Regions from separate parts of the Homo sapiens genome. Here all the other regions are linked to region 4. Evidence: chromatin loops called from intact Hi-C (ENCODE). Cell type or tissue: mammary epithelial cell. All regions are shown on one strand. Region 1 holds the start of BTC (betacellulin). Region 2 overlaps MTHFD2L (methylenetetrahydrofolate dehydrogenase (NADP+ dependent) 2 like). Region 3 overlaps EPGN (epithelial mitogen). Region 4 has its middle 87 kb from the start of AREG.

Region 1 (8,000 bases), 260 kb before region 4:
TTTTGAAGTATGTTTCAATATGGCCAAAGAAAAAGATCATCATGGTGAACTGAAACTAACAGGTATAATGTCACAGAGACAATTATTTTTGAGGTTTAATAACATATGTTAAGCTGCCATTTAAAAGAGATAGCAAGTCAGCCGGGCGTGGTTGCTCACGCCTGTAATCCCAGCACTTTGGGAGGCCGAGGTGGATCTCCTGAGGTCAGGAGTTCGAGACCAGTCTAGCCAACATGGTGAAACCCCATCTCTACTAAAAAAAAACCACAAAAAATTAGCTGGGTGTGGTGGCAGGTGCCAGCAATCCCCAGCTACTTGGGAGGCTGAGACAGGAGAATTGCTTGAACCCGGAGGCAGAGGTTGCAGTGAGCAGAGATCACGCCATTGCACTCCAGCCTGGGGGACAAGAGCAAGATTTTGTCTCAAAAAACAAAATAAATAAAAATAAAAGAGATACAAATCAAACACATTGAGAAATACATATAAAAAGTGGATCCCCTAGACTGAAGAGGAAGATACAAGAAAGTAGGCAGGAAAAAAAATAACTACCTCCCTCAGAACAACTAGATTATAAAATACAATTACCTGAATACAACTTTTGAGCAGTGATTTTTCACTGATACATTCTTAGAAACCAATTCAGTAGTTTTAAATAAAATATTTGAAAGTTCTCTCTATGTAACTGTACCACTAATAATCTACAATGCATGATGCTTATCATTACTATAAAAATTACAATTTTAAAAATGCCTTTCATCATTTTCATTCACCCACTCTTATTAAATAAAGTTAATGGTCATTAGGAAATTTTCCTATACTACTGAATGCCTTAAAGCCTTCATTTGGAGAATACATGTTGGCCTAGAAGGAATGCATTCCAAAATTTTCCTTTCCATCATGGCGTGTGTCTGTTTATGTGTTGTGCCCTATATGTAACTACAAGTTTATTTTGTCCTGTCCAGAAGACGGGGAGGACGGTCCCAGCTGCAGGCTGTTCTGTGTGGGAAGAGAAAAAGGCTGATGCTTAAAGGCCCTCCAAAGGAATCTACTTAAGCCTCATACCAGATTTGGGAGGACTGGTTATACCTGCCTAAACCTGGCACAGGAAGAACAGCACTCAAGCAATTCCTACCTTGGGGTTAACTAGGAATACAAGTTTCACCTTGTGACTCTGGTGTAACTTTGGTTTATTTTTCTCTTAGTAACAGCTCAGCTTGCAAATGAAAGCACTGAGACGCAACTCAGTTACATGTTTGAGGACTCAGGAAAATCAATTCTTACCTTCCACTCTTCCAAATGTAATGGTTGTATTCCAGCTTTACCATGCCCCATAAGCAAATGACTTGAGAGAGAGAGGTGGTTGGGGGCTGGGGGAGAAAAAGAAGAAGGAGAAGGAGAGGGAAGAAGAGGAGGAAGAACAGAGAGAAAGAAAGTGAGGGGAAAAAAAAGAAACAAACAAAAAAAGACAGGAAAAGTCTCTTAACATTGAAGAGATTGGATATCCAGTGTCAGAAAATTTGGATTTTCTTGGGAGTACTTATTTTATTTATGGTGGTAAATAAAGCCCTCAAGGAAGGTTATTAATTTATCTGTCCTATTTAGTATATTAAATTATACTACTTCATATTCTAGTGGCCTGAAAAAGTTAATTTACCACTTGAATGGCATAAATGATGAATACTTACACCAAGTCCTGGAATTTTCCAATGCTCAACAAACATTTAGTACTTTTTGTTTAGGTCTCGCTTTTTTTTTTTTTTATTAGTATCTACGAAAAAGGAAAACAAAATTGTAGCATTCTGTTGGGGCTAACAGGACAGCTGTTGGCTAGGCTAAATGCCATCTTGGAGTAAGAGATACTTTAACTTAGGGCACTGGTGCTGAGAGATGGAGAGAATATCAGAAAAGAAAAATGCAGGGTGGAAGTGTTGAGAGGGAGGGAGATGATGTCAAAATCCATTGGCTTCCAGTGTTTCTGCTCTTTTTAGCTGGGGTGCAGTAACCTTCCATCTTACAACTTTGGGTTTCTTTAAACTTCATGCCTGCCCTCTCTACCAATGTTTTATGAGCTGTCATGTGGGACTAGAATGGGATTCTGAAAATTAAGAGCTGATTTTTATTCCACCGGATATATCAGTTGCCTGGGGCAGTAAAATAATTTAGTTTTGAAATGAAATGTTATTCGTGGGAGACAAGTGCACAACAATTTACTTAACTTAAACAGTAGGATGAGGAGGAAGAGGCAGACACCCAAACTACATTTCATATGTAAAATAAGGCTTACATGACTTTTGGATGCTATAGAAATAAAATTTCTGTACTGAGGGGCATAATTATCCACATAAATCTTATATGAGGAACACAGACCAGTACAAAAGCAGCTGTATCTTTTGGTTATCTTGGAGGCAATATATAACCACATAAGGTAAAATTGGATGCTGCTTGCTTTCTCTAAAAGCTGTGAGGATGTCTTTCTGTTCCAGAAATTGCTTAATGCAAGTAAATGAAAATATACTGAATACATGAGTAAATTCATAAACAGAAATACAAATGAAATTTCTAAAGTAGGTCCTGGTGAGCCCCAATTTTATGAATTATTAGAAGACAATGCACCCAGAAACTAAGACACTAGCTTGAAGACTTTTTTCATTTCTTTTCTTTTTTTTTTTTTTTTTTTTTGTTGCTGATGTTGTTGTTGTTGTTGTCGTTGTTTTGAAACAGTGTCTCACTCTTGCGCCTTGGCTGGAGTGAAGTGGCTCGATCTAGGCTCATTGAAGGCTCCATCTCCCAAGCTTAAGCGATCCTCCCCACCTCAGCCTCAGGGAATGGATGGGACTGCAGGTGCACACCACCATACCCGGCTATTAATTTACTTTTGTATTTTTTGTAGAGACGAGGTTTCGCTATGGCTTCAAGACTTTAAAAGGCAACAATGACTCTTTTGAAATTGCCTGCATTATCAAATGCCTGAAGTCAACCACAATGAATGGTGAGTCTGGTTTCTCCATGACACTAGCAATCCTCTGAAATAAAGGAAGTTAGAATTCCAGAACACGTTTGGGTCTCTGACTCTTCCTCGGTGGCTTCCAGGAGTTTAGGTCAGCCTGCAGGCCCGACCGGAACCCCCGACACCCCTCCACGCGGATTCTTTACATCTCCCTCCCTACCTTGTTTACGCCCTAGGGGGTAGGGAAATGAACAGTCAGTCAGGTGAGACCCAGCAGGGGGAGTGGTGAGCTGGTCCGAGGGCAGCCCGAATATGTCCCTGGGTGTGGGTATGGGTGTGGGGCAATTTGGGTGGGAGCAGCGTGGAGGCTCCCAGGACCAAGTCCTGCGCCTCTTTGGCGGGGTGTGTGCAGGAGGAGGGGGGATAAATAGGAGGCTCCCTCCTCCCGGCGACATTCACGGAGCCGGCCGGCCTCCCGCCCTGGGTGTTTCCCTGCCTTGTAGCCAGGGTGCCAGCCTGGGAAGTAGTTTCGTTTCCTTCTGCCTCCGGGATTAGTTTCCAGGCACCCTCTCAGGCGCCCGAGGCCCGGGAAGGGGGCGAAGAAGGAGGGAGACTTGTCTAGGGGCTGCCCGGCCCGGCAGAGCGGGGTTGATGGACCGGGCCGCCCGGTGCAGCGGCGCCAGCTCCCTGCCACTGCTCCTGGCCCTTGCCCTGGGTAAGTGGCCGTGCTGGGCACTGGAAACCAGGAGGAAAGTCTGGGGCTGGAGTCGCGGGGAGGGCGAACCCTGAACCGAGCTGGCATCTGGACAAGAGGGCGCGCTGGGGCTGGCAGGCGCGGGTTGGAGAACTTTGAAGGCTGGGAGAGCGCGAGGTTAAAGATCTGGCAATTGGGCACCTGGGGCTGCACCTGCTGGAGGCAGTCCCTAGACGCGTGAGAAGGCCCGAGGGCGGAAGCGATTCCGAGGTCCTCGCTGCCAGTGCTGCGAGCAGGCCGCCAGCTGCTGACTTGTGCGCACAGCAGAGGGCCTGGCGGCGCCGGCGGGCTGTCCACCGGGGTGAGGCGCTGTGCTCGCAAGTGAGGGTCGGGGGGTGGGGGCAGGGGCGAGCAGGGAAACCCACTAAAGAAGCTCACGTGGTAGTATAGACCAAGAAGCATATCCTGCAGGAGGCAGAAGAACGGGAACTCTTTGACTGAAGGTGTGATCACCTGGCGTTAGGGAAGAGTGCCAGCGGGAGGAGGAGTAGCAGGATGCCTAGAGCCCTCCAGAGGGTCTCTCCTGCCTCCTTAGGAGTCAGAACTCACAAAGCAGAGCTGGAACTTCAGATGTGGCTGGAAGCAGGCTTCCCCTTCCCCTCCACCGAGGGAAGGTAGTGAGAAGGCTTCTAAGTAGGAAAAAATCCCAACTCTTCAAAGCTTGCTCTCTGCATCATGGTCATTTTGCGGGGCAGAGAAGGGAAGGGAAACCAGTAACATTTTCTAATCTTAGCTGGGCTGTAGACACATCTGGGTTTGGAGCATTTATGTGGTAGGAGGAGAGTCTCCACAGCTGAAGTGTCACCACGATATCACTCCTACCTTCAAGCCTGGGAAGGGGACACCACAAATGAAAAAGAATGGGAATTCCTCTTATTGAGGAAAGAGAGGGGGAGCCTAAATGAAAACTTTCATTTGACTGTGTCCTTGGAGTAAGAGAGGTGGCTAAAAAGGTACAGTGAACTTGCTTGGAGGTGGATCAGACTTAGGACCAAGGTTAGAGAAAATAAACTTATTTAACAAACGCTGAAGAGGAAGGAGTCAGTAACAATTTAGTGGTAGAGTGAATGTGTACATTCATGAAGAAGAGCAATGGGGTTGAGACTTAACCCTAGAAATAGTACTGATGCTTTTGCCAGCATTGCTTGCAAGTAGCTGACATTCTCTTCCTCCACCGTGTCTAAACTATCCAACAGTCAAAGTATTCCCTGAGAATCTGTCGTAGTCAGCAAGGTGCTGAGGTATGTAGCAATGGAGGTGGGGAAAGGGCTCATGAGATTCCTAAAATAAAACATGATTCCTGCCCTAGAACTTGCACTGAATTTGGATATGCAAGCCCAGCAGGGTAACCTGTGGAAAAATTCACGGAATCAGAAAAGGGAGAAAGAGCTCAACAGCGGGGGCTGGAATAGTGGGGAAAGGCTGAATGGAGGACACGAATGCGTGCCTTGAGGCTTGGGTAGAGTTTGCAATAGTAGAGAGGAAAGAGGGAACAGAGACAAGGGAAAAAGCATTTAGTAAAGGGTTGGCGATGCGAATGAGCATGCTTTACTGGAAAGAGTAGAATTTCTGAGAGGCAGACAGATTATGAAGAACTGAAAAAGCCAGATTAGAATATTTGGAACAGAATCAATAAGCTATTAAACACACACCATCACAGGGCTTGACTGGGAGTGATATGATGCAAACAATGGTTTAAAGGTGATAAATCTGTCAGTGAGGTGCAGTATAGGAAGGGGGGGCGCCTGTGGGCCAGAGGACCTGATTGTCTCGTAGGTATAATCTGGGCATGAGCTACTTGGGGCCTAAATTAGGGTGATGTTTTAGCAGAGGTGTCATAGTAGAAATGACTATTGAAAGTCGATGGACATTCTTTCCCCTTTACTATCACAAAACTTGTCAAAAGACAGAAATGAAAATCAAAAAGCAAAACTCGAATCCAGTGCTATTGTACACTCAGGGTAACCTAAATGTACAACCGCCCTGTTAAATGATTGGCTTGGGAAATTGAATTTGGTCTCTAGATCCCCTTAAAGCTCTATTTCTTGCAAAATGCTAAGGAACGTAATTTGTTGGCATCGCTGTTTCCATTAAGTGGCCCTATTTCTGTCATACACACTTTACTTTTAAGTCCCCTTCCTAAATTATGTCACATGTTGTTCTATTTACTTTTTGAAAAGAATGTGAGCAATAAGATGCATGAGACACTAGTGTTTGTGTGTGTGTGTGTGTGTGTGTGTGTGTGTGTGTGTGAGATGGTGGAAATGCGATGAGAGTGGGCATTGAGCAGACATGAGCCCTGGTTCCAGCTCTACCACTTCATGACTCCGAGATGTCTGTAAGTTACAACTTTCTGGGCATTGTTTTTCTAATTTGTAAAATGAAGAGGTTTCATTAGATGGTGATGCCCTTTCCATGTCACATTCTTTTCAAAAAGTAAACAAAATAACATGTGATTTAAATTAGAAATGGCTTATGTCTATTACAAATGTAGATGCTCCTTAAATACATCTGGCATTTAGTAGATGCATCTTTACAGGATAATTTCCATTCTAACATATGCAAATTAGGTACTACTTTCTTTGAGAAATTTTATAAAGACAGAAGTGGGGTTGGAGATATAAAAAGAAGGTATACCATAAGCAGATTATATGGTACAAATACATTTAATATAAATATAAATTACACGTTTATGTGTTATCGATATTCTTTATATGCATTAATTTGGTTTAATTTTCTAAAACTGTTTAAAGGCATTTTCTAAGTCAGTAGAAATCCTGAGCCATTTAATCTTACTTTCTCAAAAAATGAGATTTTCCAAAATGGGCTCGTATTTCTCTACTGTATTTTCTTTTTCTTTTTCTTTTTCTTTTTTCTTTTTTTGAGACAGTCTCACTCTTTCGCTCAGGCTCAGTTACAGTGGCATGATCTCAGCTCACTGCAACCTCCGCCTCCAGGGCTCAAGTGACTCTCCTGTCTCAGCCTCTCGAGTAGCTGGGACAACAGGCACTCGCCACCACGCCCAGCTAATTATTGTATTTTTTGAAGAGACGGGGTTTTGGCATGTTGGCCAGGCTGGTCTTAAACTCCTGGTCTCAAGAGATCGTAGCAGATAAATATTTGTTGCTGAATTAGGTAGGGAGAGATAGGACATTCAAGTGCAGAATGTCCTGTCTAGGGAGAGATAGGACACTCCAGTGCAGAGACGTTGCGTTGCATATAACAGGAAAAACCAATACTGGAAACCATTTCTTTTGACTTATTTAAAAAGCATGTAAGCTCATCCTAGCTGTCTCCTACACCTTTGCTTTCCCTACTGCCTACCCATACATCTGTGCCATCCCTGGCTCTGGCTATTCTCTGACAGATTCTTGGACTCCTGGCTCTTCCTTGCTTCCAGGAAACCCTGCTTCTCCTAGCTCAGGGCCAGGCTAGCCTGACTAATAATGTTCAGTTGGTATTGGTCAGACCAGGTGCTTTATTTTGGACTGTGTCTGGCCTGTGTCACTCAGTGTCTATTCTGATTCTATTCTAGTCTGACTCTATCCTTGAATTTGTGGGTGACTCCTGTATATTCTCCAGTCTGCTTAGTGCACCAACACCTAGAGGATGCTCCTTTGGGCAGATGGAGAAGGGGTGACATCGCTTCATAGTCTCCCTGATAGAACCCACATGGCAATTACTGAAAATGGGTAAAAAGAGCATATCTTGAGGCAGGGTCATGTAGTGGTCAAGCCTGTAAACTCTGAACCAGACCTTTGGGGCATGGCCTCCTGGTGCTGTGACTTGCTAGCTCTGAAACTTCGGGCAAGTCTCTTAAACCTCCTTGGCCCAGTTTACTCACCTGTAAAAGCTAATAGTAATAGGACCAATGCAATTACGTGAATTAAATGCAATACTATGTAAAGCCACTCAAAATGTGCCCCAAACATAGAATAAGCATGAGTTATTATAATAGACAGTAGGAAAGCACAGGACAAATCATTCATTGTTATCAATACCTCTTAAAATTTTTTGACATTTTGATTCTGGATACTTCCCGAATGTCATCAGGCTCTACTAATTAATGGGAAGACTTTCTGTTGCCTTCATTTCTCAAATTCCTGCTCCCGCTAGTTATGAAATAGGTAATAGATAAAAATCCTCAAAAAAGTTTTATTTTGACTGGGTTTGTCAAAAAGGAACAAATGTAAAAAATAAAGCTGCAAAAGTAAAATGCATATCTACTTTTGAAAAAATAAATGCCTCTACAGATTCTTCTTCCTCTGCCAATTTTGATCCTAATTTCATGCAATGAAG
Region 2 (8,000 bases), 300 kb after region 4:
ACCAAGAAAAATATCAGTAGTCAGGCTGCCCTCTCAGGTATTGACAAAGCTCACTGCAGGCCAGGGAAGCTTTGCTTACTTAGTAACTTAGGCTTTGGGCATGGGTTGTGAGGGCCAGAATAGCCTGAGGTGGGAAGATGAGGTAGAAACAGAGAGAGAGGGAGACTGGGACGGTGGATAAAGGCCTGAGAGAAAAAAATCCCTTTCATCTAAGTGCCTCGGCCTTCCCTATCTCCCCTCTCAAAGTCAGGTTGTTCCAAAGGAGGGAGAGGCAATAAGGAATTCATCCAGGGAACAACATAATACACATCTATGAACAAGTGCTGATGTCATCCTGAGAAGGCATACATCTTAAGTATAAAAATAAAGTTTCCATAAAGTTGGTCCCTCATGTGTAAGTCACTTCTTAATTTATTTATGCTTATAAGAACTACTCTACTCTGATACTGTATTAGTATCAAAAGCAACCAAGAAGTATATTCTTTTAGTTATGCTAAGTTGTAGCTTAATAATCAACTGATTTATCATTTCTAAATTGTTTAAATATTCACATGCAATGCCTAACATAGAATACATTAACACATAACACTTATTGAATATTTGCAATATACTGGGCACTGTGCTATGCTCTTTACATGGATTGGCTAGCTTGATTACACTATGCAAAAGGTTTTTTTTTGAGAAGTGTTAAATATTCTTTATTTGGTATTACACATAAACCACACTAAAATGCCTTTCAATAAGTAAAAGGCATCATTTTAGATATGGGAAATTCTACTTAGATCAGCATAGTTAAGATCAAAAATATAAAGTAGACATCGCTATGAAAGGTTACTTTTATTATTATCATTTAAATCACATCAATGAACAGATTGAGATTCAGAAATGAGACCAAGCTCACAATCAGCAAGTCTCAGAGCTGGAATTTAAATCCTGGAATTCTTACTTTAGAAAGGCCTGTGCATTTTCACTACTCTGTACCATGAAAATAATGACAACTTTTAGGAAGGAGGGAAGGAACCCTTAAGTGGAGTAGCAGAGGCTAGCAAAAGAGGACAAGCTGGACAATAACAAATAAGAAATGAGATATGGAAAGGACTATAGTATGAGTGAAGCCATGAAATGTGCTGGCATCACTCAGGAAGCACTCAGGGCCGTAAGTGAGCAAGTTGTACTCCCGGGTTGCATGAGCTGTGGGGATGGTGGAGCTATTTCCTTGCCCCACCCCTTGGAACTTCTCCATGTCCTGGTTTCCTGAAAATTACGAACCCTGTTTCAAGGAGGAGGAAATACACCCGGGGGAAAACCCTATTGAGCCCTAGGATAATGTTTGATGGGAGTGTTTCTAAGACTTGATAATATGATTGGAGAAGTGGTGAAAGGAAATTCGTTGGTCACTTTGTACTTTATGACAAGTAAGTATGAATATTCTGAGTTACTAAATTGCCCATTTATCCTGTTTTATATCATGGTATCTGTCATTAAAAGTGTTGCAATAGACACTCTAAAGTTACAACTGTGAAGGTTCATTCGTCATGCTGGAAGGGATGGCTTAGTGGCCAAAAATGCCAGCTTTCACCACCGTGACACTGCATCCAGAGCTTGACATGCAAGTGGCATTGACTCAGCAGCTCATTTCCTGAATATAGTTTCAGAGTTTACTCAGATGGGTGGAGGGTAATGTGGACAATGTCTAAAAAAACTTGCCTATCCTGCTGAATAATGAAGATTCCTAGAATTTTACAGACTTAGGATAGCCTACAGTTTCCTTAAAGCAGATACGAGAAAGCCCAATGATCTCCAACATGATCTTAGAATTGATACTGGCTAGCTTTCCCTTCTTTATCAGTAGCTTGTGCAAAGCTGATTTAGCCTTTCCCTAAACTGCTCCTCCCCTTTCAACCATCCAGTACTCTTACTGTTCTTTAGATGTAATAGTCTCCTTACTCTTTCTTCACCTTTCCCATAATTTCTTTTTTTCTTTTTTCTTTTTTTTTTTTTTCTGAGACAGAGTCTTGCTCTGTTGCCCAGGCTGGAGTGCAGTGGTGTGATCTCGGCTCACTGCAACCTCCGCCTCCCGGGTTCAAGTGATTCTCCTGCCTCAGCCTCTTGAGTAGCTGGGATTACAGGCACCCACCACCACACCTGGCTAATTTTTGTATTTTTAGTAGAGACAGGGTTTCACCATGTTGGACAGGCTGGTCTCAAACTCCTGACCACAGGTGATCCACCCACCTGAGCCTCCCAAAGTGCTAGGATTACAGATGTAAGCCACTGCACCCGGCCACCTTTCCCATCATTTCTTAATCTTAACATTTACACCTAAATCACTCCATTCATACACTTAATGACATGAACTACTCTTTCATGAATAAATATTTCACTTTTTATTGCTTTAGCAACTACTTTATGATGACAAACTGGAATAATTTGGTAGTTCCCAAAAATAATGCTACAGTGTGTAAATCCAACAACTAGAATAATTCCATCTTAAAAAATTAGATTATATCGGCTAAATATGTATCAATTTGAAAAAGTTCTTATTGTAGTTATAATCTCAAAATCAACACAGCTCACATTTACTGGGCAACCACTATGTGTTAGATATTGTTCTAAGCACTTACCTAGCAAGCTTAAAAAAAAATACCACGCCTTTACCTGCTGTAGTCTAATGAAGATAACAACTATAAACAGGTACTATGTGCTATAACCATGGTACATTAAAGTACTCTAGAAACTTGTTAACTCTCTCTGTGAACTCAGAGATTTGGCTTTGAGTAGGGACTTGAAGCTACTTACTTCTAATTGCATAGTGTGACAGGGTCTGATTCTGCAGATCTAAGCTTCTAACTGAGTCTAAATCTCAATTTTGGGGGCAATTTTAAAAAGGTGAGTGATATATAAGCCAGTAGGAGTAGTACTATGAGAAACTGGAGGGATGACATTAATATTAAATAAGCTAATATTCATGTCTCAGGATCTTCACACAGGATTTCCTCTTTTACTTTCTTCAAGCTTGTGTCAAGATTTCATTACCACATTCTTCACTCTCATCTCTCAGACATTATCATTCTTTCTGATATATATCACGCAATCCTCCTCCTTCTACCCTGAGTTCTCCTAGATGAGGTTGTTTCCATATATGCTGACATTCTCATTATGACAGTGATCTAGCCCTCCCCGTTCTGGCTACCTCTGCCATTAGATCACTATTTCCTTTAAATACCCACTGCTATTTGTATTTGTTTAGTTCCCACACACAATGCATGATATGGTCATTCTGGCAATACTTTATTCCTATTGTCTGGTTATATGGGATTTATTTTTTATATTCACTCACATTCTTTCTATAATTTATAAATGCCTACATGTTTTATCCCTAACTTCTCCAGGTGATTATTAATTAACTGGAAATGTAGCAATCTTTAGTTGTTTCTTATAAATTCTCAATTTTCTTCCCCTAAATTTCCCATTGGCTAAATATTTATTTCTTCAAGAAGACTGCAGAACTACATACAAATCTGTCTTCTACATTCAACATACTTTTGTATTTAGTAAGAGGCATTAAAGGTGAAATAAAAAAGCAAGGAACAGGACTTCTTCCCACTGTCTTTGTTTAAAATGTCTTCTAACTAGTATTAGCATGGTGTATGGCCAACTTGGCTACATCTGAAGTAGCTGCTCACCTGACTGGCGCCCTCTGGTGGTAAGAAAATACCCTCAGCGGGATGCTTGTGGGACAGCCTCAACACCCACCACACCTAAAGCTTGAGTACCTCCTGGCTCCTGTCTTGTTTATTTTATATAGGCTTGAGTCTTCCTTGTCCTTCTGTTCCTTTATTTTCCTTTTCTTTTTCTTTTCCTGTCTTCTTTTTAAATATCTGTACTCAAGGCTGATTTAGGCCTTTACAAAGAAAGCTAGAGAGGATAAACTCAAGGAGGACAACAGTGTTGGCATTATGGCATAAGCTTTGACTTAGTTACAAGAGAATATCAGTGTTTCTTGCAAGTGGATTGTGATCACCCATGTGCCATTTGTCATAATAATAAAACAAACCACGAGTAGGAAGGCATGATGAGAGATTTTCCTCCACTAGAATAAAATACTCATTCAATATAATATTTGATAAATGTTATCTAAGGACAATAGTCAAATATTCTGTACAAGCTGTTAACATTAGTCAAATAATACCTTTTAAGGATAATGTAAACTTCATTCTTCCTAAGGTTAGAAACGGACAAAGATGAGCATTCAAATTCCTCTTTATTCAACAAATTCTGTGTCTTGTGTGTGAACAGAAGTGTCTCTAAAAAGAAGTCAGTATAATACTTATCTGCCATGAAGGTATCAGTGGCTGAAGCAGTATTTCACTTAATGCTGATCTGTGGTCTGAAAAAGTTTACTAACTCTCTAAACATGCCTGACTTCTGTCAATGCAGTTCAAAAATTTGCATTTGATATCACCCAAATGTAATTTTTTGGAAAAACAGGCAATGTGGTATGGTTATCTGTACCAGCTTACTGATTTTTTTTCTGGGAAAAAGAACATTTCTATTTTTACTCTATGAGGAGCCAACTACTGTTCCTGCAGTCATGTATATGTTCTAGGTTCCAGAAAAGGGCCTATAGAAGAATCAGATATTTTATTAAATTTGATTGAAACTATGTGTTCAAATACAAAACAAATTAGAGCAAAATCTAGACCCATTAAATGAAATTGCAATACCTCTCCTCTCTGTTTCTACTTTTACACCTCTAAAGTCAGTTTTTGACACAACTGCAGACATGAGGTCTGATATGTTTTTAAAGGTGTGATCAGTCCTTTAAAACCTAAGTCAGACCATGTTGATCTGCTGTCAGCCATTCTTGGCTTATATCAAAATCCTAACCATGGCCGACAACGTCCTTCATGAGTTAACCCTGGCTACCTTCCCAACAACATTTCTTACTAGTATCCTCATAATTTATTAATATTTTATTAAAATCAGAGTAATATAATAAGCCGTCAAAGACCTGTGTTCTGGAATACATCAAGCATGCTCCTGCCTAAGGACTTTGGTATCTGCTGTTTCCTCTGCTCGGGATGCTCTTCCCCCAGGAATGGTTCTTGATTTGTGCCTTTACTTCATACAGATCTGCTTCTGTCGGTATCTCCATGGGAAACAGAATCCACCCCATATAGTAATGAAATAATTTTTACAGCGATATATTCAGGCTAAGATAAAAACAAAAGCTGTTGCAGCTCTTAGAGATTAGAAACTGGAGGAAGCTTGTACCATTCCTAGGTCTGTAGGGGTGAGGAAATGGTGTTACTGCAGCCCAGTGAGAGCCTTAGCTGTCGGGGAAAGGATGCTGAGCAAAAGCTATCGATGCAGGAGGAAGAGAAAGACAGTAGAAGTGGAAAAGAGTAGAGAAGAAACACCATGACTTGACATTTCTCTTCTTCTCCTTCAGATATCCTACTAGTGCCAAACCTTGCTGGGAGCCAGTGTCAGAGGAACACAGGTGAGGCCATCTTCATTAGTCAGCCTCTCAGGGCCAGACCAGGGCAGGGAAGGGCAGACACTGGGGCTGGTGGACAAATGGAGAATGGCCAGGACAAGAACTCTACTCAAAAGGTCACCTCCCAAGAAAGATCTTCACCAATCAATCAATCTAAAACAGTATCCCCAAAACACTATTCCTTCATCCAGTTTCATTATAGCACTTATCATTATCTGGCATTATATTTTACTGTTTATTTGCTCTCTCTCCCACTAAGATGTAAGTTCTACGAGGGCTGGCATTTCATCATTTGTATCCATTGCTGTATTCCTAAAATTTAAAACAGATACTGCTGCATAGGAAGGGTCCAATATTTATTGAATAAATAATATTCAATTGAATGAATTTAGTATTCAATTGAATGAATTTAGTACTATCTTTGCTATTCAAAAGTACACGTTTAATTAAAATCAGAGTAAATGATAAACTCTCAAATATCTGTAAGTGAATTATCCATACACAAGCCCCATATTCCAGCCTTTTCTATGTTCTAAAATATCTTTCTTGTTAACTTACCCTGTAGGAAAACACAAACAAATTTAAAGAAATTTAATCTTATGAAATATAATAAGTATACATATACATATATTCCATAAAGCTTTCTTTTGTATATTAAAATAGAGAATTAAAGAGTCTCATCATTGAAGGAAGTATTAAAACACAATGAACCCAACCTAGTACTCAGTAGACAGACATTCTCTGCAATGGTCCTTTAAATGGTAGGGAGTAAAGAAAGAATGTGATTCCTTCCCCAAAGAACATATGCTCAAAATAATTACAACTGTTTACATGCATTTTTAGCTATGTTGTTTAATTTATTGAAATATTTTGATAATGTTGAAAGGGGATTTTTTTTTTGTCAACCAAAATGGGGCAAAATCCAATAAACGTTGACAAATAATGCTCTATGAAATGCCACTTATGTTTTTATCTATTTTGCTAATCACTGTAGTGATAAGGAACTTACTATCTCAAGAACTGGTGACTTTGAGGCAGCTTTTATTATTATAAAAGTTTGGGCTTGGGTTTTTTCTTTATGTTAAAAAAAAAGTTGTTGTATCTCTTTAGGTCATACTTTCTTCCAGACCAAACATCCTCAGTTCATCAGACCAAATTTCATATGTCATCTTTTTTGGAAAGATTCTTATCCTAGATACTCTCCTTTGGACATGGTCTCATCCATCAACTTTTCCCCTAAAGTCTAGACTTCAGAACATAATTCTTCAGCCTGGCTGTGTTTAGGGCAGCATAGTGACTATCTTTTCCCCTCACCTGAACATTCTATGTTCCTTGATACAACTTGAAAATACAAGTTTTATTGTTCTCCATAGCTACAATGTATTATTTACCTGCACCAACCTTTTTCCGTAAATGCTGTTAAACCATGTTCGTCAAAGCAATTAGCAAAGTGCACATTGTTCTTGTGCTTAATCTGTCATCCCAAAAGCTGTTTGGGTTTTCCATAATGAAGTAACAAATGCTAACATAGGCACAATGGACTGATATAATGATTGCCAAGAGACAGAATCCAATCAACAGAAGTTAGTCATACATAAAGCTAACTCTCTCAAAAAGCTTTCAAACATGTCAGCATTTAGGGCAGGAATTATTCTGCTGATGACATTCCAAAAAATAACAGTCACTAAGGACTTACCTGCAGCAACTATGATAATATCTGCCAGCTGCGTATGAATCTTCAGTTGCTCTTTGGGGGTGTATCTGTGAGCTATTGTCACAGTTGCATCACCTGGAATACAGAAGAATTTCTATCAGTGATTACTGAACTTTTAAAAATTTTATAAATGCTCTAAATCCAGAAGAGTTTCACTTATTTCCTAAGAATAGAAAGGCTACTTTGACATGACTAAATCACTTTGAGCACAAAAGCTATACAAGAAAACCAAGAGGAACCAAAATATTGTACCCTTCAATTAAATGAAAGGAAAATCAATGAGACCAAATTAGGGTAAGTGCCGATCATCACAGGAGAGCTATAAGTAGAGTCCCTGAAATACAGAATTTGAAAATTCTGTGTTGACTGCTTAATACATTAGTATACAGGATACTCATTGTCTTCATAATGACAAGCAAACAAATAATAAAAGCAATAAGGTAAGTGAACAAAAAATGGGACAATATATTGTGGGAGCATAACTGAGAGATTAATTCTGTCTTGAGAAGGTGTCTAGGAGGGATTCCTAAAGGAGGAAATACATTTTTTTAGGTCTTAATGCATGAGCAGAAGTGTTCTAATCAGGTAAGGAAGAAAAAGGCATTCCAAGCTAAAAGAATAGCAGGAAAAAACTAACCAACTTTGAAAGTGGGTATTTGGAAAATAGCAAAATTTTTTTGTCACAGGTTATGGTACATCACAGGAAGATTTTATATGAAAGCCTTAAGGGAGGGTTGAAAGAACAAGAGAGGCAAGAGATTCCAATATTTAAAGTGTGAGCCA
Region 3 (8,000 bases), 210 kb after region 4:
ATGTTGTGTCCAGTTTTTCTTAGGCAGCTTGGTCCACACCCTGTTTTTCAGGGTCTTATCAGCCCCTAGCCTCTGCAGCTATTTCAACAGTTTCTTTTTGCTAGTTATGTAAAACTGCTGCCTGGAATTTTCTATTCTCTTGCGACCACTCTGTATTGTTCCTGTCTCTATAGCAGTAATACTGGGGGTAATGGAATGCTTTGATTACTTCTGGAATGAGAATTGAGGGATGCACAACTAAACCAGGCGCAATGAAGGTGAAGGAGAATGGTACTCCACAGCAAAATTGGTGTGGTTTTTGGAAGGGGCATGGATGCTGGGAAGGCACAAAAACAAACAAAAAACTTTTAATTTTTACAACATGCAAATACAAACCACTGGAAGATAAATCAATTCTAACCAGGTTTAAGGAGCAGCTGAAGGTATGTTCACCTATCGGAAGCTCTCTAGTTCCTCAAGCAAATGGACTTCAGTCTACCCAAAGCACCAGTATGCAGATGCACCTGTTTGCTTAGCCTACCTAGGCAGACCTAAGCCCTGACAGTAACATGTGTTAGACTCAAAAGGGGGACCCTAATACCTGTATATACCAAGTTTGACTCTCTTATTTCTTATAGATTCCTTTGTTTAATTGTTCCTTTTTTTAATCAAATGTTTCATCAATTCTTAAGCAATTTCTTACTGTAAGATCTGCAGTTTGGGCTAATATACTGCCTAATATAGACTGCTGAAGGAAGCAAAACCGTTTTTCTTCCATGCCATTTAAAGACTTTTGAATAAAAGTAACAGTTTGCTCAGAGGGTAAAACAGAGGGGAATAAGTCTCAAGGAAAAGAAGAAGAATTGGAGCTATTCCTATTAATACAGTAAGTTGATAATGTTAGGATGAAAACCATCTTTGAATGTTAGTTGATTTAAGAAGGAAAATATAGTCATAAAGGTTTCTAATCATTTATAACTTGAAAAAAAGTACAAATAATATGATGAGAACTTGAATCCACAGTAATATGGGGCTTTGGAATTTTGTCCTTGACACTTGTAAATTTAGGTGGAGAAATGAGGGTTATGATAACCCCCAGGTCCCAAGGTCCTGAGTGCCTAATATCAGAATATTTCAAAGGTTTAATAATTATCATGAAGGTTGAGACTGAGATACAAGGGTTGTGATAATTTCAAGGTACAGTCAGTTCTGTTTTAATGCTTGTCTTGAAAGCGTGAGTTTATTCCAACATAAAGAATAATCTGTACATAACAGGAACTTTGTGTTTGCTTAGGTATAATTTCACCTGAGAGAAATGCTAGATGAGGAGAAAACTGTTGAGCAGAGCAGCATAGGAGAGAGCATACATGTGTGCAATTCTCAAATATCTACCAGCGATCTTGGCTCATGTTTGAGTTATAAACCACACTCAACCACATCTGCTGTTATAACTTTCCACCCAATTTTAAAAACCCCTCTTCCATCACTTGATAATAATTCACAAGCTAAACCCTGCCAATACCCACTTCCACAAGCAAACTGCAGGTCTTTTTAAAGACAACGTACCATGTTTATTGTACTGTTTATGTATATTTTAACCACCTAAAATGTATAAAATTGTGTTACCATTTTTAGAGTTTTTTTGGTGTTTTTAATATGTTACTGAAGAAGTTTTTTGAATATTGTTTCTCAAACCCCCATTTTTGAATGAGTCCTGTAGGATATCCTGCTCAATTTTTTAGTGTAATGATTTTTAGGAATACATGTCACCTTGTAACAAAACTTACCGTGTTGAGTGTCATTAAGAGTTTCAATGGGAGTTTTAGATGATTTATAATTATAATAAGTAATATTTATTGAATGAGTGCTATGTTCTATGAATTTTACCTGTATTAGCTATCTGATTTAACTTAACCCTAAAATGATCCTGTGGGTGTGATTATTTTCCCCATTTTATAATGGAGGCAACTATGATTTAGAGGGATAAAATAATTTATTCTCAACCACAAAGCTAATAAACAGCTGGAGTTCAAAACCCAGCTCTCTGAGAATGCAGATCCCACTTCAAAAAACACTGGGCAAACTCAACCATGGCCAAACTGTGCTAAGTGCAGCAGGACTTGTATTCAGAGAGACCAGCAGCCATGTGCTCACCTGCCTGTCACTAATTAAGACCACAAAGCCTGGGAACTGGACAGCCTTGCAGCCAAATCCAGGTTCCACCACTTACTGGGTGCATATCATTGAACGAGTTGCTTAAACTTTCTGAATTTCAGTGTCCTAATGTGAAAAATGGAATTCAATTGTAATACAATAGCTAACATTCATTGAGCACTTATTATTAACCTCAAAACAATCTATGATATAAATATTGTCCCATTTCTACAAATGACAAAACTTGGGCTTAGAAAAGTAAAAAAAAAAAAAAAACTTGATTAAGGTAGCACAGCTAGTAGGAGTGAAGCTGGATTTCAACCTGTCTGTTAAACTCCAGACAATTGTCTTCTTAACCACTGTTGAACACAACCCCTAATAAAACCTTTCACCTGGATGTCTCTGAGGATTGAGGGAGATACTATCTGTAAATCATTTTGCACTGTGCCCAGTCTATGATGTGAATTTAATAAATGAAGTTCATTGTCATTATTACCATTGGAACTTAGCTAAGAACATAAGTAATTATAATACAAGGCAGAATGTAAGTGTTTGAAAAGTACAAAAAAAGAGAAAGATGTCAAGGAAATTCAAAAGAAGGAGAAATGACATTTGTAAATAACACCATTCTTTAAGGAGGGGGCAGCATTTGAAAAAAATAATGTGATCTTGGCAGAGGTGAGGGAGGGTAATACATGTAGCAGGAACAGTAGAGACGGTAAAACACAGAAATGGATTGTGTGGCCCATTTGCAGAGCATAGAGCAGTGGTTGGCCACAGCTGATGATATGCATAGGGCGAGGGGGGATGAGAAAGACAGACCACCTGAGCCTCCCTGGAGAGGGCTTCACAATGCAGGCTGAACAGTCCTTGCTAAACATGGTGCACAATGGGGAGTCAGTGTCAGTTCTCAAGCTGGGAGGCAACATAAGCAAGCTTGTGCACTGAAATGACAGATCTGGCAAGGATTATAGCAGAGAGTGACTGAAGGTGTGGGCAGGGCAGTGCCTGAGTCACCAGATGCCACCCCTGCCGGTTTCCAGGTGAGTGTGGGTTCTCCTAATAAGCACATTCTTGGGCGACTCTTTGATCTGAGACTCCTTTATAATTTATGAGGTTTGCAGTACAATGGGGCCCTCTACAGGCATCTTGATGATTAGACTCAGGAGAATTTAGATGAGGAAAGATTAAAATGAAACCAAAGAAGCAAGTTTGCAGACTTAAAGGCCCATAGGACCCTGTGCTGGCAGCCTAAGCAGCAGCAGCAGTTGGGTATTGAGGCATGCTCCTTCTAACCAAAGTTACAAAAGATATAGAGCGCTGGCACAAACAAAATAGGACCAGAGCTCTATATTTTTTATTTTTCAAAAGAGGCTAGATTTTTAAAAATAGTAAAAGAGCTTGGTTTTTAAATGTGGGCTTGATTTAAAACAAACACCACGAAAGCTAAAGGGAATATGTCTGTGGAATAGATCTGCTTATCGGCATCACATTTCCAATGTACAACTTCCAACCAGGAAGGGAATGTGGAGGTCATCTTCAGAGTCTAACTTCTCCACTTAACAGGCAAGGATATCATATCCAAAGAGTCCCAGTAAAGTTCAGATCACACAGCTGAACTAGAAGACCGGTCATTTTAGTGCCAAACTATTGCACAGATTTTTTAAAATGTTATTTTCCAATTTTTTTCCTAAGCTGGACCACCGCTACTTACTGCTTTTCTGCAAGGTGCATGGGGGGCTGGGGTAGGATTGAGGATAATGTGGAGAGAAGGGGGTTGATGAGATTTTACTGTAGACATGACAATCACTTGGATTCCTCACCCCTCATCTCAAAAACAACCTGAGTCAGGTATGTCTCAATAAAGCTAAAAAAATGTTGGGAAATAGCTTGTAGCCAAGATTAGAATATTTCCAGTATTCTCTAGGAATACTGGCTACAGGTTAGAGTAGAATATTCCCAATATTCCAAGAGAGTGCTCTAAGAGAATACTCCTCATTCCTTGAGTCATGAGGATAAGCCAGAATTCCTTTACAGTATACAGTCTCTCCCCAGACTGTGCACTCAACTGTCAGCAGGCACTTGACGTTGATCTGACCTCACCCTGAGGGTGTTATACATATCTTAATAATTTGCAGACGACAGCAGGGGAATTTTGTGGTTGATCCATGACAAATATTATCATTTTGTGGCCAGGTGTGGTGGCTCACGCCAGTAATCCAGCACTTTGGGAGGCTGAGACGGGCGGATCACAAGGTCAAGAGATTGAGACCATCCTGGCCAACATGGTGAAACCCCGTCTCTACTAAAAATACAAAAATTAGCTGGGCGTGGTGGCGGGCGCCTGTAGTCCCAGCTGCTTGGGAGGCTGAGGCAGAAGAATTGCTTGAACCTGGGAGGTCGAGGTTGCAGTGAGCTGAGATCACACCACTGCACTCCAGCCTGGCGACAGAGCGAGACTCCATCTCAAAAAAAAAATTATTATTTTCTATATTTTAAGAAAATAACTTTTTTCAATTGCATACTAATTACTTGGGCATACTTTTAAGTTCACTAAGAAATTATCCCTCAACAGTAATATTTTTCATAAAATATTGGGAAGCATTATTATATAGAGCTTAGATGTTAGATGAAGAACTCTGACATCAGATGCATCTGGTTCAGGCTGAGGCCCTGTGACCTTGAACAAGTGATTCCCTTCTCTAAGCCTCAATTACACACAAGCATGGATTAACTAAAATAATGCAATTGATGCTTTCAAACATTGCAAGTGCTCATAAATGGTTACTGTATTACATTATTGCTTTAACTTGATTTGTTAAGGAACTTAATATTGAATTAATTTTTAGTGTGATTTTAAAGATCTAGAGATGCCATTTTTTTCTTTTCAGAAAGATGTGAATCCTAATTAATACCATCTTAGGAGATCGAGACTATCCTGGCCAACGTGGTGAAACCCCGTCTCTACTAAAAATACAAAAATTAGCTGGGTGTGGTGGCACACACCTGTAGTCCCAGCTACTCAAGAGGCTGAGTCAGAAGAATCACTTGAACCAGGGAGGCGGGGGTTGCAGTGAGCTGAAATTGTGCTACTGCACTTCAGCCTGGTGACAGAGTGAGACTCCATCTCAAAAAAAAAAAAAACAAAAAAAAAGAAGAATACCCTCTTAAAGATCAGTAATACTGCTAGTTTGACAGCTGGTTGACTGTAGACTTAACCAAATTTTAATCTAGATGACGTATGCCCCAATAATATCTGAGACATAAAAAATGACAAAGAAAGGCCATGAGGTGGTTAGATAAGACCTGACTGAACAATTCAGTTCTTCTTGTTAACACATAATCACATTTCTAATCTTTATGAGATGTTTCTTTGGAAGCTGTGGGTATTGCCGACAATCTGGAACATCCATCATGTTTAGTTTTGGAAGAGAAGTAAAATATAATACTATTTTACTTGTATTCACATGGATATTCTCAAGGGGCCTAGACTTAAAATTCTTAGAAAATTAACTGCTTAAGCTCTTATACTCTGAGCTGGGCACTGATTGATTAAATAATTAATAAAAATTGAATACTTAATAAAAATGCAGAATTTAGAAAAGACATTTCTGAATGTGCTACTGAATAGGTCTGAGCCAAAGATTTGGACAAAAATGTGGGCTCACCCAGATTAGCAGTGCTAGACACTGGCAAATTAAGTTTCAACATTTATAGTTCATCTTGGCAGCTACTCATGTCCTGATGTCATGCAGCCATGATGTAAGCGAGAAAGAGTGATGTTTTGCAATAGACGGATTTTGGTAACCCTTCCCATGAGTGTAGGTAGTAGGATACCAATATTTATATCACTTCACAGAAAGCATGTTACATTTTGTAATGCAGAGACATTAAATGGCTTCCTCATGGTCCTCTGCATAGATGAATTGTCCTCATGTTTAACATCAAAAGCTTAAATTGCTGATGTTTGTTATTTTCTTATGACTTTTTTCTCAATTAGATATAATGAATGGAAATCTTGACATCACCAAAACGAACATGTTAAAATTAAAGGATTAGATTTGTATTGTGCCAGGAAAGACTAAAAGATGAACTATGTTATAATTTCATCCTTTTCAAACTTTATGAAAACACAACTATACAAAAAGCTACCTTGGGGAAAGAGAATATAATGACAAGCATTTTTAATTACTTTTTTTGCAAATTTACTGGCTCCAGGATGGCTGACATTATATTCTGTGCCCCATCCTCATTATACTCTGAAATGCTAAATAATAAAGCACTCATGAATACTGATGACTTAAGGATGTGTTCTCAAATAATTGGAGGATAGACGAAGGGAAGTGACAAAATGGGGAATGAAAGAAATTGATGAACCTCTTGGCTGGTGTAATGTAGTCAAAGATGCCAGAAACATGTTGGCATTTGTTTCCTAAATAATCCACCCTCAATTAATGACACAACTGATTGATAGCTGAAAGTGTAGTTCTGAAGCACAAACTTTACTGAAAGGCTCTTTTTAGGGTCTTCTTACATATAGAAAAAAATGAAACAATTTCCAAATATATTTATGCATTTTCCTCTTAAGTTCTGCTTAGGTACTTAAACATTGACAGATGTGGTTCTAGCTCCATAGGAATGTCAGAGATTCCTTCCTACAAAATTAATGGTAGGAACTACAAGGATCACAAGATTGTTTTATATGAAATATCATAAACAGATGGTTATCATAAGCCACACTCTGAGTTTCCATACAATCTCACAGGGTAGATTTTATGTTGTTAATAAGTACTATTCTATAGGTGAACAAAGTTGAATCTCATGAGTATTTGTTTTGGTTAACATTTTGGTTTTGCAACCTGAGGATTTTAATTCTTTTCCTGATGTTCTAATTTTAATTATATTGTGTTTATAATTTATAAGTATTTATAGACAACAAATATTTATAATCTTTAAGGTTATCACCCCTCCATACTCCAGCATTAATTTCTTTTTCCTTTTATCAGGAGGCAATTCTTAATTAATTAAAGGCAATCCTGTATTGTTTCTTCCCATACTCTCCCCAGCTCTTTTACATCTTTTTGAAATACTCAGGAAGAGAAACGCTTTCTAGGTGTGGTCTGTCACTGGAGTCACTGGGAGGAAACTTCAACTCTCCACTCCTTGGTATGATGTAAGCTTTGCATACTGTGTGAAAACATTCAGAAAGTGCTGACTGCAATCCGTTTGCATTAAATTCCTTCTGAAGGAAAAACAAAACAAGTTAAATACCTTCTACTCAAAGGAAAGCAGAATTTTAAGTTTGGTTTAGGAATGAATGAAAAGTTATAATTTAATGTAAATGAAAGGCTTGTTGCTGGACTGCCATTGCAAGAATAGTCAAGTTTGATCCTCTTTTCACCACTCATGATCAAAATTGTCTTGCTTATCTACATCACAAATGGAAAAAAAAAGAGTCCATTGTTTTAGATTGAATCTTAAAAAATGATAGCTATTATTACTCTTTAATATTTTATATTTCCTTCAAAAATAAATTATTATTTTACAAACTAAACCCTAAAACATACCTAAGATAATATCGAGTAGTGTGTTTCAGGGTTAGAGGTGGGGTTGAGGTCCATCTCAACATGCTGATGTTGAGGATCTCACCGGCAATGCAGATTTGGAAAAACATTTCCTTATTCCACTGTCAAGTTTTAGAGCTAAGAGGGCCTTGTAGAAGATGAAACAAAAGCACAAATAAATTAAGCGACCTGCATATGACTGTTTGAATTAAGTGGCAGAAATATAACTAAGAGGAAGGATACTGATTTTTTTTTTTTTTTTTGAGATGGAGTTTCGCTCTTGTCACCCAGGTTGGAGTGCAG
Region 4 (8,000 bases):
TTTTTCAAAAAATGATTTAAATATTGTGTAGTGTTCTCAACTCCAAGACAATAATATAATTAAATATCTACACAATAAATTCTATACAAAGGCCACAGGTCATATTTATATCATATTTGCCATATGCCAGAAACCAAGTAGTTTACATATCATCGGTTCATTTAATCATTACTGCAAGCCAGTTAGATGTATACTATTACTATCTTCATTCTGAGGGTCGGATTACTTGGCCAAGTTCACACAGCCTGAGCCCACACTTTTAACCATGTAATTTCACATCTAATCTTGTTCAGTGTCATATTGTTGAATATAAGATTCTGCATATACATAAGTATAAAAAGCCTAATATTGAAAAACAAGCATACAGTAACAGCATCAATTAATACACATTGGTCAAACTGAACTGATTACTGAAAAAATAAACTAGTAGAATTTAGACACCGGTACTTATGAAGCCAATGTAAATGACTGAACACATACATAGGCCAACAATTAGGTCAATCTAGCCAACAATTATTGAAGTTTATATCTGCTCAGTTTATCAGTAAGTATAAACTTTTTTTTATTTTATCTGGGGCTATATATGCTTCTTCTTGGCCTTTAAAACTGTGTATTCTAACACACGTATTCACACCTAGTACCTCATCCATGGAACCGGTAATTTTAGCTGATAATTTTGAATTCTTTTCGTGTAAATTGATTTTATTCACCAAATAGTTAGATTTGTTATTTGCAGTTCATTCCTTTTTATGCTCACCCATTTAAGGTTCTGGGTTTAACGTCTAGAGACTTAAGTTCAAGGCCTGACTTGACCACTTACCAATTGTTTGACCTAAGGCAAGCCACCAAAGTTCCCAGTTTCACTTTTCCCATCTGCAATGATACCTTCCAGCCAACTTCACAGGCAAAAGGGTCAAGTGAGATAACATATATGCAAATGCTTCTGAAACTACAAAGCACAGGATAATGTGAGGTATTGCTCACATCTGATTGCTCCCATAAAGGAAGTAAAGTCCTCCTTAAGGAACAAGAGTGTGAAATTTAGAACTGGGTTAACATTCCTTAAATAATATAAAAGTAAAACAAACAAAAACCTTTCTATATTAAAAATATATAACTTTAAAATGTTTCTACTTCTGATTTTAGTTGTACCAATCTGAAAGTGTACATTTGCTTTTACTTGGTTTTGGCAGGATAAAATTAGTTCAGAACTAAAAGAAGGGTCATGATTGAAGTTTTCTTTAAGAGTTTCTTTTATGTTCAGTATGATCATTAGAAATTCACAAAGAAAATCTATTTCTTTATCCATAGAAGAATAAGCTCTTCTGTTTTTAAGAAACTTACATAAGTTTAAGCTGGTGTTTAGATGTCTCCCTAACAAGTTTTGTTTTTGAAGAAAGTCTTTCACTGCAATCCCCATATCCTTGTTAAGCCATGTGAGTTGTTTCACTTGCTAAGAGTTCAGCTGCAACCAATTATAGGGGGTGGAGGTGCCATATTCTCATTCCTTTAAAACTCATCAGAGGGAAGAGGAAGTTGATTACAGTAAATGAAAAACAGGACTCAAGTGGCACTGATGGCATATGCAAAATGTATCTTCTATATCTCTTACTGTCTGCCAGAGAACCTAGTATCATCCTTGTCACAATCACCTTCCTAGCAATAAAACTGGGCATTACAGTAAGAAACCAGACAAATATTATTCCGCCACTTGTGTAAGAAAAATAAACTCATACTTAAACAATCAGATAGTTTAACAAATATGAACACAATATCTTATTTAGTGGCTTATGTAATAGTAGTAGTAGTAGAAGAAATGATTCTTTTATAAGTGAGGACTGCCACAGAATTTTGCTTAAGAGTTAAAGGAGAAAGAGATCCAATAAGGAACCCTCAGGCTTTCTAACAGCTAGAATCAGGAATTAATCTCCCTATGGTACAGCATTGTCTTCTTTCATGGAGATAATCATGCCTGCTATGCTTGTAAGGATCAAATGAAATGTCATTCATTCACTCATTAAATATCAGGTACCTACTGTACTTAAGAAAGTGGGTTAGACACTGTGAAAGATTCGATGGTGTTTAAAATAGCCTCAGTTTTTATGAACTTAAAACCTAAGGGCAAGATCAATGACATCAACACCATGGACAATAAAAGCAGGGTGAAAGTTCAGGAGTCATAAAGGCTAAAATAATGTGATATGAGAATTCATGTCATGAAAACGTGCTTTGAGACTGTAAAATGCTATACAGATGCAAGCTATCAGAATAGTTTAGGACATGGCGAAACTGAGCAAAGGTGTTTGATGACTTGTTCCTGTAAACATTCCCTTTCCCCTTTCTGTAACTTGGTTAATAAAATAGGATAGGAATCAGTGACTTAATATGGTGTCTTACAAACTCCAGATGCTCAGTAAATATTTGTTGAATGAACTAATGCTTAACGATCTACCTCTCAGTGTTATTTGAAGGAGTACTTGGTAAAAATTATTCTAGTTGGGAATGCAAAAGCACTACTTAAATTATTATTAATACTTAGAAAAATAATGCTATTTTAGAATCTATTTTAATCAATTATATTTTATAACATTTGTTTCAGATGAAACAGCTACCCTATATATAGATTACCAGTGTGTAATGTGGGTACAGTGTAAACCGGTAGAAAATACATCGATTTGGGAGCCAGGACCTCTGCATGAGAATCCCCAATATCCACTAGCTCTAGGAAAAGCTACCGTGTGTGCCTTAGTTTTTTAATCTGTAGAACATATTAAATATGAATTTACCAGATAACATAGAATATACCAGATAATTGCTAAGATCTCTTCCAGCTTTAACATTTTAATGTCTCAATACAAGAGTACTATTTAATGAAAAACATTTAAATTTTATAAAATGGACTTAGCTTGTAATGGGCTATCGCCGTGTTTTAAAAATGACATTATCATATTTTGGGATTGGTAAATTGTGTGTATATCTATAAGATAAGAATGACAAGATTACAAACATATCAAGATATTCTAATATAGGTTAGAAGTACTAGCTCTGCTCCTCACCTCACATACCTTTGAGCTATTTGGGGAGCAATCTATGACCAGTTCTACATAGTTAAGGCTAACTGAGGAGTATAATTATTAAGTGAATTGGACTAGTTCTGGACAATTAAAGCAGAAACTTTCAGTTATTTAAGGACATACCCATCTTTCCATTTTGTTTTAACTTTGTTCCATGAGTAACAAATACAGCCTGGCCAATCATGTGCTAGAGCTGTGCACTCAAACAATTTTATTTACAATAAATTTTAGGGAATTAATGAGGCATCATATGTGGCCACACACTATTCACAAAACTGTAATCAAAATGGCCCTTTAAACAATATGTTCATAATGGTGATTGACTGAGCCTTCTAAAGACAGGAAACCTGCAATAGGAGAATGAGCCTTCTAAAGTTAGAATCCCCAAGAAATTAAGATGAAAAGACAATGTGTTATTTATTGAGTACCTGCATTCTGTGTGACTCTGAGCTAGGCTGTTAAATATATTTACTCATTTGAAACATGATAAGATATTAGCAAATTTTGATTTAATCATTCCCATTTTAGAGATAAATAGTCTCTGATAAGTAAATTGCTTAAAGTTGTAGAGCTAATTGGATTTGAATTCAAGTCCCTGAAACTTCAAAGCCCTATGCTTTAACCACCACCTCCCATAACTATGCTTATGCACTATGTTCGATATTATATTTTAGGAGATAAAAATGTAAATTTTAAATATTAGTTTGAGGCATCTTATGTAAATCAAGAACTCATTTGATAATCCATTAGCTCATGTTTCATGCTGTATCTACACAGATTGACTCATTTTTCTAGAAAGCATCCCCTGCTACCTTCTTCTACTTTGATCTTGCTAACTTTCGGTCCTCCTTCTGGTCCTCACTTAAATGGCATCTCTTCAGGAGGCAAACTTTGATATTGATTTAAATTAACTTCTTACTCTTAAGTCATCTTATGCTTTTTCAAATTAGCCTTTCTCCCGTATGTCCAATGCTCACAGTAAACTGTCACATCCCTGAGGGCAGATATCATATCTGTCTTGTTCACCTCTGCATCTCCACCATTTAGAACACAGCTTGGCGTGTAGTAAATACTCAAAAATATCTGTTGCATGAATAGCACATGTATCTGATGTAATGAGCTGTAAGACTCCAAAAACATATGTCCCTTGGGAAAATTATATTGTACATTTCTGTTTTATAGCATCATACACACAATGAAAACAAGAAAGGTGTTGTAGTAATGTTAATATATTAACAGATTCAACAATGGAGTCCCTGGTGTGGGCTCAAATTGCTGGAAAGTGAATTATTTGTTAGCAAATTCATGAAGCACTGCTCCATTTCACTTTATCTTGTTTTGTCTTATAAATTCCAAAGAACTAACAACAGTAGAGTGGGTCGTTGCATCAACATTGCTTCCATTTAGTAGACTGATGCAAGTAACCAGTAACAAGGTCTTTCTTTTTCTCTTTGTGATACTTCTCATGGTCAAAAGATGGCAGTGTGTTCGAGAGTGACAGCCTTCTTTCTAAGTCCGAAATGAACAGCAGGGTGAGTGGTTAGCTGTGGTCCTGATGAATTGAGTTGGCTTTGCAAAAATCTCAGGTTTCAGAACGATGTCCAAAGCAGAAATCCACGCCTTCCCAGGAGAAACATTCACATTTTTTGGATCTGCTGCTTACCTTTGTTCAGGAGAGAAGAGCTCCAGAAAGTGTATATTCTCTTATAAACAGATAAAAAAGTAAATTTGAGCCACAAATGAAAAAAAAATTATTAAATGCCAGAAATAAAAGTATTGCTAGCTTCAAATACCAAATGTCAAATGCTGTGATCAATCCACTCGTTGACCCCATTTGGAGAACTTCTATTTTCACTGATAAGCCAAGGTATCTCTCCTAAAATGTCTGTATTTTATTTTATGGGAAGTTAAGATGGAAATATTTGTCTTCTTCATGAACTATTTTTAATTGTATTTACAGCACAGATATTCATAAATAAGGTGGCACTGTGACATTGCTGTAAACTAGGTGAGATTGTCTTCAGTACCTTCCTCTACCCTGTGAGAGCTCTCCTCCTTCTCTTGTAGCTGCTATTCTTAGAGACCCAGACATTCAGGACCAGGGCCTGAGCTCTCCTCCAGTGCGGGCGTCTTATTCTGGATGATGCCTCAGGCTCTAACTCAGTCATTTCATCTGTCCTCCTTAAAGACTTTCTAGTGCTGTTCTCCAAGGATGGCCTCTCTGTTGGAAAGGGTCAAATCGATATCTGTCTAATGGCCGATGAGGTGCACTGTATTGCCAGGTACCCAATCACTTATTTGTGTTTTTTTCAGCAGTCATGAATGGCACTCACCCAAGGTTACCACCAGGAAAGTGAGAGCCAGACAAGGTACAGCTAACAATAATAATGCTTCAGACAGGTAAACTCTGAGGCAGAGCAAAACAGATTGCTGTGCAGTGTGCAGAATTTTCGTACTTTAAGAGGAACATATTCATTTTCTATCCTTAACTCATGGCATAATGCCTGGGCCATGGCAAACATTCAATAGATGTCTAGGCCTAAGCTTTTAACAATGAGACATTGACACAAACTGTTGGGGCTGATATTTTTGCACCTCTCTCTTGTCCCTTCATATTATCACATGTTAAGAGTAAAAATCTATGCCTACTATGAACTGCCTGTGCCTATGACATTAGGACTTAAACAGAAATTGTGATGGATTGTGATTCTACTTTTTTGTTTTGTTTTGTTTTGAGACAGAGTCTCACTCTGTCACCCAGGCTGGAGTGCAATAACGCAATCTCGGCTCACTGCAACCTCCGCCTCCTTGATTCAAGTGATTCTCCTGCCTCAGTCTCCCAAGTAGCTGGGACTACAGGCCCCCACCACCACACATGGCTAATTTTTTGTATTTTTAGAAGACACAGGGTTTCACCATGTTAAACAAGGTGGTCTCGATCTCCTGACACTGTGATCCACCTGCCTCAGCCTCCCAAAGTGCTGGGATTACAGGTGTGAGCCACTGGTGATTTTACTTTAATTCCTCCTTACTGTGGCTTCTGCAGTGGAGAAGACAGAAGGGCTTGTTAGACAATAAGATAATAAAATGAAGATGGAAATAAGTTCCTGAAGCTTACTTCAGAAAAGTCACAGGGGTGTGGGAGGTGCCACGGGGCCATGTAGCACTTGTTCCTAGCAGGGAATAGGCCTAATTTGTTTGGCTTGACTAATAAATAGGACGCAGGCATTCACACTAGCAAGTGTTTATTTCCTTACAAATGTGTTATGCTTTTGTTTAATGTGTTTCCCAGCGATTTTCATTTATCCCCACAGCATCTCCTAAACTGCACAGTTCTCTTGAGCGCTGTCTTTATGAATAAATCGATCAATTCTTTTGAGAATCTACAGGTTTTTAAACTATTTTACAGGAAACAGGCCAAAACACTGCCAGTTGCCTGGATGATTTGACTATAAAATGACCTGTAATCCAGTTCACAGCATCTTTCTTCACTTGTCTTGAGAGATTATTTCTCTCAAGGATAAAATAAATGTATCAGCAAGAGTCTCTTTCCTCCTTCTCGTTTGAATTCAAGCACATTAGGTATATCAGGAAATAGCCCAGTGCAACCAAAGAAGAAAATCACCCAAGGGATGTGACCTTCCTTACTGTGACTTCATGCCTGTAAACCGAGGAATAGCCAGTTGATCCGGCAAAGCGGGTGTGTATCTATTGGAGTTGCCAGGGAACAATGGCCTTCACTGTGCAGGCTGCCACATGGGAAACAGGCTTGTTTTCGTTTTCCTTTATGTCATTTTGGGGTATAAAATATAATTGTTCTGTTCTTTATTTGAATGCCGCAGAGTCAGTAGGGAACTCCAGCTTCCTGCTCCCAAATATAGGGCCAGTTATTCCAGAAACTCCGTAATTCATTGGCATTTTAAAGCACTATAGTTGTAATGGTAGCCTTTTACTCCAACATCAGAGCAAGAGGAGCAGGTTTTCTTGTGGAAGAGGAGGGAGCTTTCAGGAAGTTCCCAGAGAGTCATTTGACATTTCTGCCTGGGATGAGGAGGAGGAATGAGATAAGGGAAGGGCGAATGGAATGCAGCGCCTTCACAAGGACAGTATATGTATCCTGGCATGTGCAAATCCAATGTGAATGCAAAGGCTTTGCAAACATGTCTTCACCGATCAGAAGCACATACATAGTCAAATTTCCCATCTTCACCTTACCACTATGCGTAGAATTTCCTCATAATGTAACACCATAGAAGTTTTAAGGCTAAGAAAATGATTCTCATTACATTTAACTTGCATGTGTTAAATTGCTAAAGCTAGCCAGACATGGAGAAAACAGCTAGCTCTCATAAATTCTGACTTACATCTCCTGTTCTATCAAGTCAATAAATACACTCATCCTTGTCAGAGATATGACTCAAATTTTGGCCTGTTTTTGAAATTGTGAGAGTTGATAAATAACAATAGAAGGTGAATTTGATTTAGGACTTAAATGTAGAGGGGATGCTTAGTCAACCAATTAATTTCTGAGGGTTTCTAGCCGTTACCTTGTAAGCTTGTTGCTATATATTAGTAGACACAATTTTAATTAAAAAAAGACACTCAAAGACATAATTGGCAGTTAAAGTATTTACATGTTTCCTGGATTTTATGGTTACAATTGGTTACATATGAAAGGCATATGCTTTTTCAAATTCAAGTCCAATTTATTTATGCTTACAGACACAAGAGCTTCCTGGCTCTTGAATACAAATGGAAAGATAACAGGCTCTCATGGTCTAATAATATGAAGCTAAACACTTCAACATGAGAGTAATTTTGTTTGTGTTGGCATTAACTCTCTAACAAAGTACATTTCCCATTTATGGTCATGACACCCCAGCCACAGACACATATAGCATCTAGCTCCATCATTCCTCGCATGGG

The links. Hi-C counts contacts between places; a loop is a spot of excess contacts. Peaks named below come from ENCODE experiments on the same cell type or tissue, not always from the same donor. Only the 100,000 strongest peaks of a DNase experiment are listed, where the experiment ranks them.
Region 1: it touches region 4 in a loop (4-fold over the local background); 4 of 110 quality-filtered maps call a loop at or near these places.
Region 2: a loop joins it to region 4, with 2.8 times the contacts of the local background. A loop is called at or near these places in 7 of 110 quality-filtered maps.
Region 3: a loop joins it to region 4, with 13 times the contacts of the local background. A loop is called at or near these places in 15 of 110 quality-filtered maps.

Annotation. Positions count from the first base shown.
Region 1 is chr4:74,789,924-74,797,923 of GRCh38, reverse strand. BTC (betacellulin) reads left to right here and starts at 3,401. Exons shown (of 6, transcript NM_001729.4): 1 at 3,401-3,662. The coding sequence starts at 3,599. In mammary epithelial cell, CTCF peaks have their summits at 3,227 and 4,006; no DNase peak of the experiment used is centred here; H3K4me3 peaks cover 1,313 bases; H3K27ac peaks cover 447 bases.
Region 2 is chr4:74,224,594-74,232,593 of GRCh38, reverse strand. MTHFD2L (methylenetetrahydrofolate dehydrogenase (NADP+ dependent) 2 like) reads right to left here. Exons shown (of 8, transcript NM_001144978.3): 6 at 7,200-7,292. Among named protein-coding and RNA genes, the nearest start is that of MTHFD2L, 70 kb to the right of the region's middle. RefSeq lists a silencer at 3,727-3,796. In mammary epithelial cell, a CTCF peak has its summit at 3,710 (motif pointing left); DNase peaks (open chromatin) are centred at 1,583 and 3,703; H3K27ac peaks cover 379 bases.
Region 3 is chr4:74,315,913-74,323,912 of GRCh38, reverse strand. EPGN (epithelial mitogen) reads right to left here. Exons shown (of 5, transcript NM_001270989.2): 5 at 7,124-8,000. The region is part of intron 2 of LOC105377276 (a long non-coding RNA gene); the gene reads left to right. Among named protein-coding and RNA genes, the nearest start is that of EPGN, 11 kb to the right of the region's middle. In mammary epithelial cell, a CTCF peak has its summit at 3,272 (motif pointing left); DNase peaks (open chromatin) are centred at 3,192 and 4,242; H3K27ac peaks cover 1,152 bases.
Region 4 is chr4:74,528,615-74,536,614 of GRCh38, reverse strand. No RefSeq gene overlaps it. Among named protein-coding and RNA genes, the nearest start is that of AREG, 87 kb to the right of the region's middle. RefSeq lists enhancers at 4,389-4,683, 4,429-4,723. In mammary epithelial cell, a CTCF peak has its summit at 4,565 (motif pointing right); a DNase peak (open chromatin) is centred at 4,554; H3K27ac peaks cover 394 bases.